Regions from separate parts of the Homo sapiens genome. Here region 1 is linked to region 2. A link is an interaction called in ENCODE POLR2A ChIA-PET data of the cell type or tissue named here. Cell type or tissue: A673. All regions are shown on one strand. Links, peaks and the distances in the headings refer to the core of each region. The heading gives the core; the rest is flanking DNA.

What was found. ChIA-PET counts read pairs that join two places held together with the same protein. Peaks named below come from ENCODE experiments on the same cell type or tissue, not always from the same donor. Only the 100,000 strongest peaks of a DNase experiment are listed, where the experiment ranks them.
Region 1: POLR2A ChIA-PET joins it to region 2 with 8 read pairs; 2 of 35 experiments call an interaction of 5 or more read pairs at or near these places.

Annotation. Positions count from the first base shown.
Region 1 is chr21:36,642,771-36,654,257 of GRCh38, forward strand. It overlaps LOC105369308 (a long non-coding RNA gene), which reads right to left. Exons shown (of 3, transcript NR_188246.1): 2 at 1-236. Among named protein-coding and RNA genes, the nearest start is that of SIM2, 51 kb to the right of the region's middle. In A673, for the core only: no CTCF peak of the experiment used is centred there; a DNase peak (open chromatin) is centred at 4,711; H3K27ac peaks cover 530 bases.
Region 2 is chr21:36,756,819-36,766,737 of GRCh38, forward strand. HLCS (holocarboxylase synthetase) reads right to left here. Exons shown (of 11, transcript NM_001352514.2): 8 at 8,194-8,354; 9 at 2,909-3,023. Among named protein-coding and RNA genes, the nearest start is that of SIM2, 63 kb to the left of the region's middle. RefSeq lists an enhancer at 1-91. In A673, for the core only: no CTCF peak of the experiment used is centred there; no DNase peak of the experiment used is centred there.

The DNA.
Region 1 (11,487 bases), core at 1,434-9,433, 110 kb before region 2:
GGCAGGCAGAGGGGAGATGTGGGGTCCCTTCCCCACTCTTCTCCAGCAATCATTTCCTGAGTGTTTTGCTGACTGCAGTCACCTCCACTCCAGTGAGCTCCTTAATCCAGCAGAGAAGACACACACCCAGAGCACAATCTAAGAGGACACAGAGGAGTGGGCAGCTGGCTTGGCTGTTGCACTTGAAGACAGGATCCCAACCAGGAGCAGACGGGAGGCGGCATTCGAGCTGGCGTCTATCTAAGACAAGAGGAGGAAGGACAGGGTGAGAATTTTGCCTGGTCTTAAATCCATATGCCCTTGAGTTTTTTCAATCCTTAGGAAAATGAGTGAAACAGACCTGGGTCATTTGACCATTAAAGATTTTGGACAATCTCTGCAAGAGTTAGAGGCACCATGTGCCCCAGATCATCACCCTTCTCCAAAACGGTCCCTTGGTTTGCTTGGTTATTTTTGTAGAGACAGGGTCTCTACAATGCCCACACTGGACTTGAACTCCTGGGATCAAGCAATCCTCCTAAGCAGCTGAGACAACAGGCACATGCCACCTGGCTTGCTGACCTCCATTTCTGTTTCCAGGAGAGATTTTTTGTTTTGTTTTTTGTTTCCAGACAGGGTCTTGTTTTGTCACCCAGGCTGGAGTGCAGTGGCATGATCATGGCTCACTGCAACCTCAACCTCCTGGGCTCAAACAATCCTCCCATTTCAGCCTCTGGAGTAGCTGGGACCACAGGCACATGCCACCACCATGCCCAACTAATTTTTTTATTTTTATTTTTTGTAGAGATGGGGGTCTCACTATGTTGGCCAGGCTAGTCTCAAACTTCTGGTCTCAAGTGACTCTCCACCTTGGCCTCCCAAAGTGCTGGGATTATAGGTGTGAGCCAGCACACCTGGCTGGGAGAGACTTCTTGATTAGCAGAAGGCAAATTTCATTAATTCAAAGACAAAGCCATGTTCAATGAGTTGCCAGAAAAATAAAAGTTGATTTAAATGTCCCATGACTAAGTACTGAGTCATCATTTGTCATTATTATTTTATTATTTCTTACTTGTGAGAAATTATTTTATTAATATTTTTATTTACCTTTATTATTTCTCAGCTGGAGAAACCCTACAGAAGGGTGCTGGTCATGCAGCCTCATGGCCACCGTGTCCTCAGCAGGCCTGGTTCCTTCCCCCCAGGACCACGGAGGCACAGCCGCCCCTCAGGGGCATAGCATACGGTGTGGTGCGGCCCCTCTTTTCCTGAGCTGAGATTTTTTCGTCTTGTCACGCCCCCCATCTCCCATGCGGCCTCCTCTTCCCAAGACCCCTGGCTTCACTGCAGACTTAGCCACCAGCTCCGCATCATTTGCCCAGCCTGCAACCTCCCGGAGGTGCTTCCCCGCCTCCCAAGACAGCGGGTAGGTGCCAACTGCTAATTTTCTTCCAGTGGCCCACCCTTACAACTCATCCATTGCACTCCAAAAGATTGTTTTTTGGAGGACATTTTTTTAAATTTTATTTTTTCCATAAGTTATTGGGGTATGGGTGGTATTTGGTTACATGAGTAAGTTCTTTAGTGGAGATTTGTGAGCTCCTGCTGCACCCATCACCCGAGCAGTATACACTGCACCATATTTGTTATCTTTTATTCCTCACCCCCCTCCCACTCTTCCCCCCAAGTCCCCAAAGTCCATTGTATCATTCTTATGCCTTTGTGTCCTCATAGCTTAGCTCCCACGTATCAGTGAGAACATACAATGTTTGGTTTTCCATTCCTGAGTTAATTCACTTAGAATAAAAATTTCCAATCTCATCCAGGTCATTGCAAATGCTGTTCATTCATTCCTTTTTATGGCTGAGTAGTATTCCATCATATATATATATGTGTATATATATATGTATATGTATGTATATATATGTGTATATATGTGTGTGTGTGTGTGTGTGTGTGTATACACCACAGTTTCTTTATCCACTTATTGATTGATGGGCATTTGGATTGGTTCTATGACTTTGCAATTGTGAATTGTGCTGCTATAAACATGCGTGTGCAAGTATCTTTTTCGTGTAATGACTTCTTTTCCTTTGGGTAGATACCCAGCAGTGGGATTGCTGGATCAAATGGTAGTTCTACTTTTAGTTCTTTAAGGAATCTCCACACTGTTTTCCATAGTGGCTGTGCTAGTTTACCTTCCCAGCAGCAGTGTAGAAGTGTTCCCTGATAGTAAAAGGATATTTTAAATATAAAAGAAATGCAAGGTGTTGTGGTGGTTAATTGTAGGTGTCAACTTGGCTAGGCCGTGCTGCCCAGTTGTCTAGTCAGACATCAGTATAAATGTTGCTGTGAAGGTATTTTTCAGATGAAATTAACATGTAAATCATTGGATGTTGAGTAAAGCCAAGTACCATCACGTGTGTGGGCCTCATCCAATCAGCTGAAGGCCCTATAAAGAGACTGGAGTCCCCTAAAAAAAAAGGAATTCTGTCTCCTGAAGGCCTTCAGACTCAGGCTGCAATCAACTCTTCCCTGGGTCTCTAGCCTGCTGGTCTGCTCTGCAGATTTCAAACTTGCCAGTCTCGGCCAGCCACAGTGGTTCAAACCTATAATCCCAGCACTTTGGGAGGCTGAGGCAGGCACATCACCAGAGGTCAGAAGTTTGAGACCAGCCTGGCCAACATGGCGAAACCCCGTCTCTACTAAAAATACAAAAATTAGCGATGCATGGTGGCAGGTGCCTATAATCCTAGCTACTCGGGAGGCTGAGTCAGGAGAATCACTTGAATCTGGGAGGCAGAGGTTGCAGTGAGCCGAGATTGTGCCACTGCACTCCAGCCTGGGTGACAAGAGCGAAACTCCATCACAAACAAACAAACAAACAAACATCTTGCCAGTCTCCATGATCCCGTGGGCTAATTCCTGAAAATCTCTTTGCGTATGTGTGTGTGTGTGTGTGTGTGTGTGTGTGTAATATCTCTCTGCATATGTGTGTGTGTGTGTATATATATATATATATAGAGAGAGAGAGAGAGAGAGAGAGAGAGAGAGATCATATACATATATAAAAGTATATGATATACATTCTATTGGTTCTATTTCTCTGGAGAACCCTGGCCAATAAATCAGTGCTACTCATTGATCAATGTTTCCTTGTCCTGTATGTTTTAAGGTGTCTTCATTTTCTTTTTATGATCCTGAGTTGGCCACCAACCAACAAAAGTATTCTCCTCCTGAGTGGCACACTAGATATTGTTCTCCTAAAAATTCAGTCGAGATTCCAATATTTGGTCAACCCCACAAAAACACTCATGTTCTAGTTCAGTCAGGATAACAAATGAAACAGTTCCCAACTTACCCAACTTCGATTGTCTGACCGAACTCAGGCTCACATGATATTTATGTCTGAGTGCCCCACAAACACACAACTGAATAAACAGCCAATTCACTTCGAAAAATTCCCATTTGGCCACAATCTTGCAGCTGTCTGTGAACTCTGCCCCGCCTGAAACACACTTTGGTGCTACAAAGAGCATTCTCCTCCCCGGACACCATATCCTGGGAAGCAAGGAATTGTTTGGAGATGCTCCCAGCTGGCCACCCAGTCTCTGTCCTCAGGGATCCAGAAAGCTCTGGAGGCTGCCTGGCCCTCGGCACTGACCTGGAGCAGAATTGGGAAGTAAGTGGATGTGGCTTTTTCTACCCGTGGGCTCCAGGAATCAGCCTTTTCCAGCTCCTGTGGAGTCACCCATGAGATTTCCATTAGGAATACCTTTTTGTTTCTCTTGGGACTACTTGTTGTTGGTTTACTTATTTATTTATTTATTTTCATTTTCCATTTTGGCTTTCACATTGCAAAGAATGGGCCATGTGGCAGGGACACCTCTGCTTTGAGGCCAGCATGGGCACCTTACACCCCCAAGTGGGCTGCAGAGCCTAGCCGGACTGAATCCCATCAGCAGGTTCTTTTACTTCTTCCAAGATGGTAGCACTTCCTGCCTGGCAGGCACTGCTGCTAGTCAGGTTGAGAACGTCCACAACTCGCCATCCCCACGTGTGTGCAGACATGAAATGCCTACGTGGCAAATATCAGGCCTGGCAGAACCAGGCAAATATTGACACAGCCAGGTGAGGGGAAGCATTCATTCTTTCTGTCAGCATTTACAAAGCACCTACTAAGTGTCAGGGCTTGTGCTAGGTGCCAAGCAAAACCAAACAGGGCCACTGCCCTCCTTGTGGGAGGCAGGCACGAATCCTATTTATTTTGGGTCTCAGAGTCCTGGTCCCAGAGCAGAGATTCCATAAACATTTTAAATTGTGTGTGTGAGTGAGAACAGGAGAGGAGAGTGCATGGGAGGGTTCGCACCTGACATGCCCACACTAAAAAGCGGACCTCCACCTTTAGTTCCTCCCTAATGGAGAGCCATCACCGACACTCCATTAGGGAGAAAAAAAACAACTCGTTTTTCTCTTGAGAGTCGGAACAGTATTGGTTTTCAATGTTTCAAACCTATGAACAAATACCCCCATGTGTAAAGTCCCATTTCACTCAAGAATCGTCTGTGTTGATCTCAAACACACATTTATGTTTCTTGGTTGGAAAAGAAGAAAAACACTAAACGAATTTTAGTGACCATTTCTTTAAACCTGAGAGGATGGGGAAGCTCAGCTTTCAGACTGTATCAGCAGGGGATGCGATTCCACACTCGGGTGTCATGTGATAGCATTCACAGAGCACAGGAAATACTTCCGCCCGCCCGTCAGCCGGGACAATGGGACTGAAGGTAGCTGGGGGAGAAGGAGGGGTATGAAGGAAATTTCAAGGAAGACAATGAAAAGTTGAGTAAAATCCTTCATTGTCAAAATGAGATCAAATTAGCAATGGTCTCAAAAGCTGTCCAAAGTGAGGGACCCTCCTTCCCCATCAGAGACTTTCTGTTTAAGGAAGTCCACACCAGCAAGAGTTCCCTAAACAGTGTGTTTTAGGAGTACACCCCAAGAACACTCACTGAATTCCCTTTTCCCTAACCTTCTAGAAGCCTTGCCCCAGTTTTATCCCTGTCCTTACTGTTTGCTTAACCCTGTGGGCCAAAGCTCCACTACAGCCATGGATGACTCACAAGCTCAAAATGCCTTCGTCCTAAGCTTCACTAGCCGCACGACTTTACAATTGTTCCCAACACACTCTGTGTGCTACTGCAGGCGTCTCTGGGAAATATTTATCTGCCCCGTTGCAGTTCCAGGTGCAGGTAGAAGAGAGGACGCGGCTGTTGAGGACACAGCTGTTGAATCCATTCCCACCTTTTGCTGTGTACATAAAATACATAGTGGCAGGGCCATAGGACTTCCTGGGCAAGGTAGACCAAGGTGACAGAGTCCAAGTAACTTTGAAAAAAAAAACAAAAACAAAAAGCCCACACACTCTGCCAGGTGTGGTGGCTCACACCTATAATCCTAGCACTTTGGGAGGCCGAGGTGGGTGGATCACTTGAGGTCAGGAGTTTGAGACCAGCCTGGCCAACATGGTGAAACCCTGTCTCTACTTACTAAAAATACAAAAATTAGCCAGAAATGGTGACAGGTGCCTGTGATCCCAGATACTCGGGAGGCTGAGGCATGAGAATCGCTTGAACCTGGGAGGAGAAGGTTGCAGTGAGCTGAGATTGCACCACTGCATTCCAGCCTGGGCAACAGAGTCAGACACTGTCTCGAAAAAATAAAAATAAAAAAAAAACCTCACACACTCTATATACATACTATAGAATATTACTCAGTCATAAAAAGGAGGCCAGGCATGGTGGCTCATGCCTGTAATCCCAGAACTTTGGGAGGCTGAGGTGGGCAGATCATTTGAGGTAAGGAGTTCAAGACCAGCCTGGCCAACATGTTGAAACCCCGTCTCTACTAAAAATACAAAAAAAATTAGCTGGACGTGGTGGTGCACGACTATAATTTCAGCTATTAGGGAGCCTGAAGCAGGAGAATTGCTGGAACCCAGGAGACGGAAGTTGCAGGGAGCAGAGATTACGCCATTGCACTTCAGCCCTGGGTGACAGAGTGAGACTCTGTCTCAAAAAAAAAAAAAAAAAAAAAAAACACAACTAAAAACCCACATGCTGTATATGCATGTGACAGAATATTACTCAGCCACAAAGAGGAATAGTTCTGGTCACCCTACAGTATGGATAAACCTTGAAGATGTGCTGGGTGAAGGAGGTTAGACACAAAGGACCACACATGACATGATTGTATTTATATGAAATGCCCAGAATAGGCAAATCCAGAGAGACAGAAAGCAGATTGGTGGTTTCCAGGGGCTAGGAGGAGAGAGGAATGGGGTGCAACTGCTTAGTGGATAGAGGGTTTCCTTTTGGGGTGATGAAAGGCTTTTGGAACTAGATAGAGGGAGCGGGTGTAGAAATGCCACTGAATTGTGCACTTTAAAATGGTTGGTTTTATGTTAAGTGAATTTCACTTCAATAAACCCACCCCCACACACACGCACACATGCATGCACACTTATTGCTTACATCCCCAAAAGAGGCCATGATTTTTTTTTTTTTTTTTTGAGACAGAGTCTCGCTCTGTCGCCCAGGCTGGAGTGCAGTGGCGCGATCTCGGCTCACTGCAAGCCCCAAGAGGCCATGATTTTAATCTTTGATTTCACCTGGATACCCCTGGCAAATTGTATTTATATTTTAAAAATAAAACTCCTTGGCTTTAGGGGTGTAGAGGGCCCAATTCCAGAACATTTGGATCTCTCCTCTCCGGAGAAACACCATCAACTCAGGAATAGAGGCGTTGAGGGAAGAACACGCAATGGCCAGGACTTCCCCGCCGGCCCGTGTTCCTGATGCATGGCTGATTTCCCTTTAGCCGAATGCAACGATAACAACAGTGTCCTTGGGAAGCCACCCTCCACCCATTGCCTTCCACATCTGCAATAGGGGTTGAATGACATGGAGTTTCTTGTTTCGGTGCTTGAAGAATGATATGGTATGTCAGATGTCACGGGACATTAAATAAAGCTGCTCAGAGATGGAAATTGTTACCGTATTTATTTGGAAGTACCAGCAGCCACTTAATTGCAATTTGCAGAAACAAGCTATTGGCTGAGAGTTATTTTTATCAGTTGATTCCACGGTGGATTAAGTGTTTCTGCCATTTCCAGGGTGAGCATCAAATGCCACAGGCTAACCTTGGAGGCGGGCATCATCTCCCAGTGAGCCTTGGGGGACTGATGGAATTTGGTGAGGCGCTAAAGCACCGGGCCTGCCCGGGGGGCCTACCTCATCTCACAGCTGGTACACAGATCCCTCCCTGAACATACCCCCAAAGAGGCTCATGGCTCATACTCCTGTGTCAGATGAAGGGCCACCACGAATGTCTAGATTATTCCTTTTTTTTTTTTGAGACAGAGTCTTGCTTTGTTGCCCAGGCTGGAGTGCAGCAGCATGATCCCGGCTCACTGCAACCTCCACCTCCCAGGTTCAAGCGATTCTCCTGCCTCAGCCTCCCAAGTAGCTGGGATTACAGGCTCGTGCCACCGGGCCCGGCTAATTTTTGTATTTTTAGTAGAGATGGGGTTTCACCACGTTGGCCTCAAAATGAATTTTTTTCCTTAAAATTCATGGGTTAAAACTTAATCGCCATTGTGGTGGTATTAAGAGGTGGAACTTTTGGAAAGGGATTAGGTCATGAAGGCTCCGCCCTCAGGAATGGATTAGTACAAAGGACTGGAGGGGCTGGGTGAGGTGGCTCATGCCTGTGATCCCAGCACTTTGGGAGGCCAAGGTGGGTGGATTGCTTGAGGTCAGGAGTTTGAGACAAGCCTGAGCAACATAGAAAAACCCCGTCTCTACTGAAAATTAAAAAATTAGCCAGCCTGTAGTCCCAGCTTCTTGGAGGGCTGAAGTGGGAGGATTGCTTGTGCCCGGGAGGTGGAGGCGGCAGTGAGCCAAGATCGTGCCACTGCACTCCAGCCTGGGTGACAAAGCAAGACTCTGTCTCAAAAAAAAAAGAAAAAAAAAGGACTGGAGGGAACTAGCTTAGGCCCTTTTTGCTCTTCTGCCATGTGAGACATGGCGTTCGTCCCTCTGGAGGATGTGGCAACATGTGCCATCTTGGGAGTGGAGACCAGGCCCTCTGTGAGTGCCTTGGACTCCCGGCCCCCAGAACTGTGAGAAATAAATTTCTGTTCCTTACAAATTACCCAGTCTCAGGCATTTTGTTATAGCAGCACAAATAAACTAAGACACAGGGACCTGTATGTTGCCACTAGAACTCCTATCTATCTACCTGGTTAACTAGTCATCCATATCTCCATCCATCCATCCATTCATCCATCCAGCCAGCCAGCCAGCCCTATGTCCATCCATCCATTCATCCATCCAGCCAGCCAGCCAGCCCTATGTCCATCCATCCATCCATCCATCCATCCATCTGTCCATCCATCCATCCATCCATTCATCCATCTCTCTCACGGCCCTGCTTCTCTCTGTATTTTTGAAGCACTCAGGCTCTGAAACCCAATTATTGGACTTCAGGTCCTAGTAATTCCATACTGTATATCTCTGTGGCATTTGGTGATTTACTGAAACTCTCTGTGCCTTAATTTCTACATCTTCAAAATGGGGATACAAACCTATCTCAGAAGACTGATGAGAGGATTATTGAGTCACTCTCATAAAGCATGTTTGGGATAGTGTTTGGCACTTGGTAACTGCTCTGTAAATGTTAGATGTCACTATCATGACTGAAGATGGGCTCCCTGCATGTGGTTTGTGGGGTGGGGGGTGGAAAATAGCCACAGAGAGCTCCCAACCTATGCTGTTCCATCTCAGCAAACCTGAAGGAGAGGAAGAGTGTTGCTCTTCCCAGCATTGATACATAAAACCCCAGGAGAGAATTCTGGAGCCTTGACCTAGGTCACTGGCCCATCTCTGGGTCACTCCCTGTGGCCAGGGGGTGGAGTCCTAGGATTGACTGAACAGACGGCACCAAGCCATTCAAGAGGGATCTGCCACCCACGACCCAAACACCTTCTTCTAGGCCCCACCTCCAATAGATCTTCCTTCCTTCCTTCCTTCCTTCTTTCCTTCCTTCCTTCCTTCCTTCCTTTCTCTCTCTCTCTCTCTCTCTCTCTCTCTCTTTCTTTCTTTCTTTCTTTCTTGTTTCAGGGTCTCACTCTGGTGCCCAGGCTGAAGTACAGTGGCACAATCACGGCTCACTGCAGCCTCAACCTCCTCAGGCTTGAGCAATCCTCCTACGTCAGCGTCCAGGGTAGCAGGGACTAAAGTCATGTGCCACCACACTAGGCTAATTTTTAGAGATGGGGTCTCACTATGTTGCCCAAGCTGGTCTTGAACTCCTGAGCTCAAGCAATCCTCCTGCCTCAGCCTCCCAAAGTACTGGGCTTACAGGTGGGAGCCACCACATCTGGCCTGGGGAGATTGAATTTCAACATGAGGTTTAAAGGGGACAAACATCCAAACTATAGCAGCTCCCCACTAGAAACCTCCCAGAGTGATGAATATCAGTAATGCCCTACCATCTCCCCCAGGCTCCCACCCCTTCCCCCACGCCAAGGTCTAGCCCAAGAGCAAACCATGGGTTCTGTGTCTGCACCAGCAGGCGCATGGGGTCCTGTGGTGTGCCTCGGCCCGAGTTCACACACAAGTGGACCTCTTCTCCTTGGCACAAACACAGAATTAAGTTTGCCTCTCAGAGACCACAGTCCAGAGGTACCCCAATGTCAGAATCAGATTCCACTACCCACTTCCCTGGGGAGAGGTGAGCTTTAGACTCTGCCTGTCTAGACCCCAGATAGATCGTGGGGGACCTCTAGGGTACCTGTCCAGGAAACGTTAGGAAGTTAGATGAAGTAGAGGAGAAAATGGGCCCAACAGTGATTATGAGGACTGACAGGTCTTTGGGCCAAAGCGTTTGATACTTGGATGGAACCATGTGGGTACACTGAGGACACTTCCTTCTGTTGGCCTTTGTCACCCAGTCCTCTCTTCTTAGGATTTCCCGGTCTTCTCTTTTCCAATAACGTCCCCCTTTCCTGGCTTTGTTTTTCCCTCCAAAGCTTTATCTCTCCCCATACTGATCTGAATCTACAAGTGAGACTCATGGACATTTCTCCTCCACCTTATCTGCTGCTGAAGCCCTGCATCCACCCCCCACGCACACACCTGACAACCGGCAGAGGTAGACGTCTTTGTTTGTCAGTTATTGGAGACCAATGGCATTTTAAAAGGTTATTTCTCTTACAGGAAACTGTGTAGCCCAGGGACAGTCACCTTGTGAGCTTCTTTATTCATGAACCCTCACTCTTCCTCCAGGATTGATGGGTGACAGCTCCTTGCTCTGGGCCTTTCTTATATATATTTACAGTAGTCTCTGAAGTACATCTTTAATCAAAGGGGCCATGACTCATTGACACATCTTTGGAATATTACTGAGTAACTCATTAAAATGTTAATAGCTTCTGTCTGGATGTATTGATCTTGATGTCAACTATTCTTGGAATAATAAATAAAGTTGATTTTTAAAATTTTATCTTTCAACCATGCTGAGTGATAAGTGAGCCAAGGAGTGTCTGAAAGAAAATAAGTCACCTTGGAAGCCCCCGATGGAACAGAATCAAATAGAGAGGGTCCTATCCAGCTCTGTGATGACAAATGTTATGGCAGACAGAGTTAAGCTCAAACTCACTACAGAACAGGGGAAAACACCCAAAATCCACGGACCATGTTTTTTTTCCCCCAGGATGTTTCTAAGTAAATAAATCAACAATGGCAACTTTGAATCAATAATTTGTAAATATCTCTGGATGTCTCCAAGTGCTTTCAGCGGTGGGAGCATGAGTAACACCAGATTTCAAGGAACCAGCATCCCAGGAGCCATCTTTGGTTTTCTAAGACTAACATCCAAGATGGGCTTCCTCCGGCTTTCAGCCACGTGCGCCCTGCCTGCTGGCTTCTGCTAAGCTCCCCTTTCTACCTTTCTGGTCCTTGAAGACGTCAAGCCCACACCTAACTGGCCTTCTGCCCTTGATGGTCCCTCCATTGGTCTCTATCAAGGGCCTTCTGCCCTTGATGTTCTGCCTGGAGGGCTCTTTCAGCCTCAGCTGTCCATGCCGCTGCTGGAGAGGGTTCCTGAACTTCCCATCCTGAAACTGCCGCCACCCGCCCCCAACCTAGCCCTCCCCAGCCTGGGCCTGCTGGGTGTTTAAATCATCAGTGTGGTTTGTCTACCTGCATTTTCATGGCTCCTTCCAGAAGGACTTGTAGGGACTGTGTGTTTACCTTCTCCTATCTTACTCCTGGGTCCATGTGGGCACACAGTAGGCATTCAATAACTGTTGGTTGAATAAATGAATGGAAAGTCCCCTAAAATGAGGAAGAGATCTTGGGATGCCCAGAGGGATGAAGCTGAAAAAGTCTCTAACAAGAAAAGCAGGGGATAGGCTGGAAAGGGACTGCTGCTGAAAACCCGTTA
Region 2 (9,919 bases), core at 843-8,842:
ACATGGAAAAAGTTACAGTCTTGACTGTCAACTTCCTCCTTCCTTGTCCTCATTTCAGATTTCGTGTCTCTAACCACTTGAAGAGTGACATGTATTTCTGTCCATCTTCCTTTTTGTCCTTCTTTTATTATTCTTGTTCAAGCTAAAACCATCTCAACCTTACTGCAAATAAAAAGGTGGGAAAAAAGAAAGCCACATTTGATTCAATTTAATTCAATAGAAGCTATTAAATATGGGACAAAACGTATCAGTGTTGCCTCTGAAATAAGTGGTCTACCAAGCATTGTAGCTCTGCACTGAGTCCAGGAGAGAATAAAATCTCTGGTTTCTTCTCCTGCTTGAATAACAGATCCCACGCTTGAAAATAGAGTTTTATTCAGGACTTGGGAAGTAAACTCTGGACTCAGAGATTTCAAACCTTGGTCATGGCATAACCCTAGAAATGCATCTTTTAATACTTTATTCTTGGAAGTCTTTGGTGCTAAGGTTACGCTGTTGGCAAGACGCCGACTCATGTTCAGTGGCTTTTTGCAGGGTCCTAAACCAAGGCTTCATGAGAGTTACCAGGGATGGTGTCTGAATAGGCTTATCTGTGCAGTTACTTAACACCACTATCCTCTCCAGGCAGAGGGCGGTGTCTTCAGAAAAGCTGGACTTCAGTGTTCAGCAGGGCCCTGAATCGGCCTGCGAGAGGTCTTCAGTAAGAAATGAAATACTGCAAAAACTAAGCAGTAAGAAAACTACCATGTTTTCAGTGACTTTAAGAAAAAAAATCCCCAAAACATTCGCCACAGGCAGAACAATGCCATTTGTAACAACAGCCTTCCCGGCAAGTGTCCTGCCGTTTCCAGTGTGAAGGGAAGGATTGACTGGTCTCAGATTTTAAAACAATATACTGGCTATTAAAATACAAAGCAATTGTCAATTACCTCTGGAAAAAAAACAAGTAACTACAGCAACAGGGGCAGGACTTGCAGTTGCTCACGTATTCATTCATTCAATACATACAGGATCTGAAGCACCTACTGAACGTTCGTAAGGCATTAAATCAAGTGCTGTACAGCACTGAAAATTCTCCCGTGTTCAGAAAACTGGAATTCCTAGGAGGAGTAGCAACACTCACTACTGGCCACTTAGGCTATGTCCTTCTAAGGACCGGTGAGCACCCTGCTGGCTGCTCTGAATCCCCAAAGTCAGAGACCCCATCCTATGGCCTTCAGAATTCAATAAAAGCTATGGGTTCTCACCATAGGAAAATGTTTCATTCCCCTACTTTATTTTTTATTTTTATTTATTTATTTTTTGGAGACGGGGTCTCACTCCAGTTGCCCAGACTGGAGTGCAGTGGAGCCCTCATAGCGCACTGCAGCCTCAACCTCCTGAGCTCAGGTGATTTTCCCATCTCAGCCTCCTGAGTAGCTAGGACTACAGGCAGGCACCACCACGCCCAGCTAATTTTTTGTATTTTTAGTGGAGACAGGGTTTCGCCATGTCACTCAGGCTGGTCTCGATCTCCTGGACTCAAGCAATCCACCCACCTCAGGCTCCTGAAGTGCTGGGATTACAGGCATTGAGCCACCACACCTGGCCTATTTTTTATGTTTTATTTTTGAAACAGGGTCTCACTCTGTCATCCAGAATGGAGTGGAGTGGCTCGATCAAAGCTCACTGTAGCCTTGAACTCCTGGGCTCAAGTGATCTACCTGCCTCAGTCTCGCAAGTAGCTGGGATTATGAGCTCAAGCCACTACGCCTGGCCTTCGCTTACCCCACGCTGATAACATTTGTTAGCTCCCTGAAGCCATCCATGAGCCTGCTTGTGGCCCCTACCTAGGAATCTCTGCATCAACTGCAATTACTCACTTAAAGATAGGAAATGGGGGAGACTGGGCAAGTGGCTCACGTCTGTAATGCCAGCACTCTGGGAGGCCGAGGCGGGCGGATCATGAGTTCAGGAGTTTGATACCAGCCTGGCCAACATAGTGAAACCCTGTGTCTACTAAAAATACAAAAAAATTAGCTGGGTGTGGTGGCGGGCACCTGTTCTCCCAGCTACTTGGGAGGCTGAGGCAAGGAGAATCACTTGAACCTGGGAGGCGGAGGCTGCAGTGAGCCGAGATTGCACCACTGCATTCCAGCCCGGGCAACAGTGCTGGACTCCATTTCAAAAAAAAAAAAAGATAGGAAATGGAGCTTTAAGGGTATGAAGTAGCTTGCCTAGAATAATATTGCCCCTTGGTGGCAGAGCTGGTAACACAGGCCTTGTATTCCCTGGCTGGCACTTGAAACACATGGTTACATGTTTTTTGACCATTGCTGGTTTCTGAACACAGATTAGGTTCTACTGCCACAGAGTGAGGCTGATGACTGGACGGCCAGGAACCTAAGGACTTCTGAGATTGCCTCTGAATCCATCTTCTTGCCTGATTTGGATGTGCTAAGGTGAAACAGGGATTCTTTACCCCGCCTTGACCAGCATGGAGCTTCTTCTGAAGGTTAAAATGATGCCAGCTCTTTCATGGCCCAGGAAGGTCACGATAAGAATGCAAGACACCAGGAGAACTATTTAGGAAATTAACTTTTCTTTTTCTTATTACAGAATAGAACGTTAAATGTTTATTTTCACCATTTCAAATTCAATGAGTAGCAGGAGTGTGGAAGGATGTAGGAACATACCTGTTTGATGTGATACCACTTTGGTGGTTCCCGTGGTCACACACAGAAAATGCTAAACCCTGTGAAGTGCTTTCGACCAATCTCTCTGCATCTATACCCTGCTCCAAAACTACAAGACTCAAAGTAACCTCATATGATAATCTGCTCCTGCCAATGTAGGCATGCATAAACCGTCTTTATTTTTATTGTTTTATTAATCTAAAAATGCTGGGGGAAAGGTTTTTGAAACTTACCAATAAGTATATAAAATGTTTCTCCCATGAGTGTTGAGTTAACCAGAACTCCGCCGATCTTCATGAGGTCACTGTAATAAATATCGTTGGGCCACTTCACTCGTAAGTTGATATCCTAAAGGGAAATCTGCACATTAATTAAGCCGTCACAGGACACAAGGGGCCCAGGCAAGTCACTGAGCTAAGGGAAGATAAGCAGAAACCAAGGTAACATGGGCCTCGTCCTCTCCTCTTTTTCAGGCAGCTAATCACTTCTTTGGGACAATCCGATATTGAAGTGCCTCTTGGGGCCAGGAGGTAAAAGCCCTGAAGAACACAGTTGACATAAACCCCAGCATTCTTCCCCATCCCCCAGCACTGTTTCTCATCATCCAAAACCCTTTCTGAAGATGCTTACCTTGTAAATGAAGTTCATTATGTCAGTATCCACCACCACCACCACCATGGAGTAGCTAACTAACGTGCTAGGGCCAGAGGGTGGGGAGAGAATAGTAATCTCAGGGGGCGTCTCCCTTCAGGAACCCATGCTTGAGAGACAAAGATGGCCCTGAATTAACCAAGGTCACAAAAGGCAGGTAGAAATGTCTTGAGTAGCAGGCAGTGGCCAGGCGCGCTGGCTCACACCTGTAATCCCAGCACTTTGGGAGGCTGAGGCGGGCGGATCACAAGGTCAGGAGTTCGAGACCAGTCTGGCCAACATAGTGAAACCCCATCTCTGCTAAAAATACAAAAAATTAGCTGGGTGTGGTGGTGTGCATCTGTAATCCCAGCTACTTGAGAGGCTGAGGCAGGAGAATTGTGCGAACCCGGGAGGCGGAGGTTGCAGCGAGCCGAGATCGTGCCACTGCACTCCAGCCCAGGTGACAGGGCGAGACTCTGTCTCAAAAAAAAAAAAAAAAGAATGCTGTGAAGATGCAGAGGAGAAATTCACCTTAGCGAAAGCCTCGCAGAACTGCTAATGGTCATCTTGGGTAATGGAACTGGACTTGTCATGTGGCCTATTGCCTCTGCGTCTTGAATGGTGTGGCCTGGGGGTGGGGGGGCTCTCCCTGTCATCAGCTTACAGAATGGACCAACACTGGACAGTGTCTCGAACAAGGCCACCCAGGCCTCTGCCTATCCACTGTGACTCTGAAGTTGGGACACAGAGACGGGGCTAGCCGAGTGGGTGTCAGAACCACCAGGTCTTTTAGACCTCGGGCTGGCAGCCAGGCTGTGCCATGTGTGGGTAAAGGAAGCCTGTCTGGAGATGCAAGGCTGGAAGAGAACATTCAGCAAAATAAAGCTAAGGGAGCAGAGAGTAGCTGATGGCCTCCAAGGGCCACGGGGCTGGTCTTCCCACGTTGCAGGCCGGGCATGGCACCAAGCACCTTCTCAGCATTAGTCTACGTGTTACTCACACCCAGCCTATGTGTTGGTGCTAGCGCATCCCCAGGGAACAGAGGGAGAAACGGAAGCTTAGAGAAATTATGTGGCTTGCCTGAGGTTATAGCACTTGAAAGCCACGGAGCTAAAATTCAAACCTTTCTGCCACCAGGCCTGGGTGAGGAATCCTATGCTACGCGGCCTGTTGCTTCCATGAAATCCCTTCCTCCTTCCAACAGGCCTTCTTTTGACTTCGGCCCGTTAGAGCATATTGGAAGCTCATCTGCCCTAAAACAGTAGTTTAGGCTGAGAGAAAAAATACAGGAATAGGAGCACAGGAGAACAAAAAGTCTAAGTAAACCAAGCATGGGGGGTGCGCAATGACCCAGAACTGATCAACAGCTTCACGTTTCTTTTCTCTCTAGAACGGGGGTTCTCAGTGGGAGAGGGGTGGATTTGGCGATACTGGGAGACTTCCCTGGTTGTCACAGCCTGAGGGAGTGCTACCGGCGTCTAGAGAGTAGAGGCCGCAATGCTGACACACATCCTTTAAGGCACAGGACATCCCCACGACAAACATGCCAGGGCCCACATATCAATAGCACTGGGCTGAGAAAGTCTCCTCTAGGAAACCTGTGTCTAGGAGGCTCTGCTCTTCATCACTGCCCCCAGTTCCCTTTCCTTCCCCTCTCTCGCCTTCCCACATCCCCCTGTGCCCACCACATGGCCAGGGGAATGAGCCCCTGCCTCGCCGGCGGGAGGACACCTGCAGAGTTCCCAGAGCTGTCAAGCTCCTCCGCCACGTGCGTGGCAGCTGGTGCCTGGGCGGGCCCTGCACTTGGGCTCCAGCTCGCCTTCATGGCTTCAGATCTCCTCGGCTCATGAAGCAGCTCATGAAACTCTGGGTTCTCACGCAGGTAAACAGGACCAGCATTTCCACATGAAGAGGAGGACTGTGTGCTCATTTTTCATTTTCTCAATCATTTATTCCAACAGCTGCTGTGATCCTCCCACATAAAAAAAGACCAAAATGAAACAAATCCTGCTTTTGAAGAGCTGCTAACATCATGGGAGACGGAACAGGTGCACACATCACTCCTCTTCAAAGCCACACGTGGTGGATACCCTAAAAGAGGCTTCAACATGGCAAGTGCTGGACAGTGCTGGAGGAAAGAGCTGGAAGTAGCTGGAGGGTCTGAGAATGGCACTGGAGCTGGGCCTTAAGGATGAACAGAATTTTAAGAAGCAGAGAAGAGAGCAGGGGTAGGGGTGTGTGGGTGGAGGGAGGGTGCGGGGCCCGGGGGGACTTCATGGACAGAAGAAAGAGCAGGAGTGAGAATGGGCGGCCCAAGGCGAGTTCCGGAAGGAATGCCTGCATCCCAGCGAGGCCGCCTTGGGTCTGGGGAGGGTGGTCATGATTTGTGTGCTGACGGTGACATCTGGTTAGGGACCAGTTGGGGTCCTAGTGAAGGCCACACAAAAAGTGAAATCCAAACAACAGGGGCCTATTTCAATCAAAGTAGCTGCACTGTGTCAGCTAACTTGACTATGTTAAAAAAGAAACCCAATTCAAAATCAAATGTCCCATCACACAGGTGAGGCTGGGTAGCTGACTGCAGAAGAGGGAAAGAACATTGGTACAAGCTTCTTAAGGAGAACGGGAACACAAATTCCCCCGACCCCGTTCACCGCTGAAGGCAAGCTTCCCACTTCCATCCTGGCCTCCAGCGCCTGGCGCACGCAGCCTCTGAGCACAGCAGGCCCTCAAAGAATGCTCGCTAAGGGAACTAGTGGGGCTCCAAGGTCAAAGTCAGAGCCATGAAAAAGCTAAACAGACCAAACAGACTCATTTAATGTTCTCGGCTTAGTGTTTGTTTTAGTTATTTTCCTAAGACTAACTTGTTGCTAGAGTTAATTTCTCCCATGACAGGACTTTCTTTCTTCCTTTTTTTGATACGAGTCTCACTCTGTCGTCCAGGCTGGAGTGCAATGGCACAATCTCGGCTCACCGCAACCTCTGCCTCCCGAGTTCAAGCGATTCTTGTGCCTCAGCCTCCCGAGTAGCTGAGATTACAGGCACCCATCACCATGTCTGGCTACTTTTTGTGTTTTTAGTAGAGATGGGGTTTCACCATGTTGGCCAGGCTGGTCTCAAACTCCTGCCCTCCTCAACCTCCCAAAGTGCTGGGATTACAGGCATGAGCCACCGCGCCTGGCCAGGACTTTCTATTTTGATTGCTTCCTGCTAGACAGAATGCACAGCTCAGGTGCTCAAGGCCGGGCACCTGAAGCCCTGTAATGGTGTGATGCCCCCAAACCATCAGATATGCAAGGATGCTGGGTGCCTGGTAGTAAGCGTCCGTTTCAGCGATGTGATGTAATACAGGAAACAGAGACGTCAGCATTAACTACATCTGTGGAATACCAAAAATTCATACACAGCAAATACATCACAGAGGGATTTAAGGGGCAGTGAGAAGGACCTTTTCTTCAATGAAATGATGACAGGACCTCCAAGTCTCCTTTGAGAGTCACGCTCTTAACATCTTGCTTCAGGAATCAATCCAATCATTTCTCTTTAGCCTGACATAGGAGCTGCTGGGGGAGGGAGGCAGGAATCTCCTATTTATACCCATATGAAATTCTTCCAGGAACATTTGGGAGGGGGCTATGGGAAGTGAAGCCCAAGTAGGGAAGAAAATGCTTCGGTCACTGAGCTAATTGTTCCCTGTTGCTTGTCTTTTTAATAACTGACAACAAAACATCCAACAGTAATAAGGAAGCAGGCACACGGGTCCTAATAGCTGGGGGAAGATGGCCCCAAGTGGATCTGCACATTGTATGTGGTCAACAGTGGATAAAGGATAGTTCTGTTAGAGCACAGAGTCTGGTAAACAGAAGTAGGAAATGAGAAAGGTTTTTAGGTCCCCAAATAACCCTTTTCAACAGAAAATGCAGATGAACAACTTCAATCCAGTCCAACAATCAAATCTCATCCAGTGCTTCAAACAAAAAACAAACATGCAGCTGGGCGTGGTGGCTCACGCCTGTAATCCCAACACTTTGGGAGGCTGAGGCGGGCGGATCACAAGGTCAAGAGATTGAGACCATCCTGGCCAACATGGTGAAACTCCATCTCTACTAACAACACAAAAACTAGCTGTGTGTGATGGTGCACACCTGTAGTCCCAGCTACTCAGGAGGCTGAGGCAGGGGAATTGCTTGAACCCTGGAGGCGGAGATTGCAGTGAGCCGAGATGGCGCCACTGCACTCCAGCTTGGTGACAAAGTGAGACTCTGTCTCAAAAAAATAAATACATAAGTAAACATGACCAGGTGCAGTGGCTCATGCCTATAATCCCAGAACTTTGGGAAGCTGAAGCAGGCAGACTGCTTGAGCTCAGGACTTCAAGACCAGCCTGGGCCACATGGTGAAACCCCATCTCTACTAAAAATACAACAAAAGAGCCAGGGGTGGTGGTGTGTACCTATGGTCCCAGCTACTCGGGAGGCTGAGGTGTGAGGATTGCTTAAGACTGGAAGGTGGAGGTTGCAGTGAGCCGAGATAGTGCCACTGCACTCCAGCGTGGGTGACAGAGTGAGACCCTGTCTCAATTAAAATAAATAAATAAACAACAACAAAAACCAAAAACTAAAGCGTTGCCCTCATCAGGCTGTTTGAGAAATCTGAAAAACTGGGTAGAAAGGGAGTTCTGGGGAATGAATGCATTCAGGCAAGCCTGAAGCAGCATTAGCACCTGGTGGTGCTCTGAAAACTCCGAGAGCACTTTGCTGCCAGCTGTGCAAAGGGTAGGCTGAGGTTCTACAGCCACCAATTATGCAAGCACATGCTATAAACAAGAATAAGCCAGATTCTGCATGCATCCCAGGGACATAGAAGGAGACTGAACTGTACCTACCTGATACTCGGGAATGGACCTCACTGCTTCCACGACAGCCACGGACATCAGATGCTGGACAAACGGGATCCTCTGTCCCAGCTGGGATCTCAGTGGAATGGAGATGAGCAGAGTAGAAAGAGCACATCCCACAGGGCTCAGCCACACATTCCCTCCCCGTCCTGGAACACAGGCCACAGTGGGAAACATGCTACCTTGCCACGTGGACAGACGCAGACACACGTCATGCCAGGGCCACACACTCAAATAAATCTGAACTTATTACAATGCTTATTGTATTACAACGCTTATTATATTCTGGGCTTAATAAAAGAAAAGCTTTTTAAAATCTGAAGCTCTGTTGCTGAAAAAGTTTCCAATAATTAGCATAATGTTCTGCTTCTGTGAGCATATCATTTGTGCCTTGATGACTCAGAGTCTTACAGCGTCTGAACATGACTATATGACTATAGGTTTAATTCCCAGCATATGGTCATGAAGGCAAACACAGACATTGGGAAACTGAACTGAATCTATACTGATCCATGAGAGGTCCTGGAAGCCACTGTTTAGAAGCAATTCCTATTGTGGCGATGGTTGCTCAGCCCAGCAAATATGCCATTAAATAAGAGCCACAGAACTGTGTACTTTATTTATTTTTATTATTATTTTTTAAGATGGAGTCTCACTATGCCACCCAGGTTGGAGTGCAGTGCGTGTGATCTCAGCTCACTGCAACCTCTGCCTCCTGGGTTCAAGTGATTCTCCTGCCTCAGCCTCCCAAGTAACTGGGATTAAGGTGCCCGCCACCATTCCCAGGTAAGTTTTGTATTTTTAGTAGAGACAGGGTTTCACCATGTTGGTCAGGCTGGTCTTGAACTCCTGACTTCAAGTTATCTGCCCGCCTCGGCCTCCCAAAGTGTTGGGATTACAGGCATGAGCCACCACGCCCAGCCACACTTTAAATGGAGGAATTATATTTCAATAAAGCTGTTTAAAAAGGGATTCCTGATATTAACTGAGTTGTTATTTTTCTTTACTTCCTTTCTTTCTTCCTTTTTATTTTTGAGACAGGGTCTTGCTCTGTTGCCTAGGCTGGAATGCAGTGGCGTGATTACAGCTCACTGGGCTCAAGTGATGCTCCCACCTCAGGCTCCCAAGTAGTTGGGACTACAGGTGAGTACCACCATGCCCGGCTGATTTTTGTATTTTTTTTAAGAGATGGGTCTTGCTAAGTTGTCCCAGCTGGTCTTGAACTCCTGGGCTCAAGTGATCTTCTGCCTTGGCCTCTCAAAGTGGTGGGATTATAGGCATGAGCCACTATGCCTGGCCTACTTTTCTTAAAATTGAAGTTAGAAAAATAGAAGAATCCAAATGAGAGGTAGAGTTCATCAAAGTTCTTCTTGAATGTCTTTTTCAAAAAACAAAAAAAAAATCCACATATTGAGATCCATAGCTTTTGACAAAAACATTTTTTTTTTCCATTTGAATTATATTTGAAAGACATGGTTCAGGAGAAAGAAGTGGAGAACAGCAGATTTCTTATTTCTTTGGTTCTTATGAAAAAGTCATAAGAGGCTGTGAGAGTGAGAAGCACATGTGGGTGAGCCTGGCACTGGCTGGAGCAGGGAGGGGCCAAGCCCCGTGGAGCAGCCCCTGTACAGGGTCAGACCCCAGATGGGTCTGGGAGGATGTGGGCTCTCGTCTCCGGGATCTGCAGGTGGTGGAGCCCTGGGCAGCGCTCTGC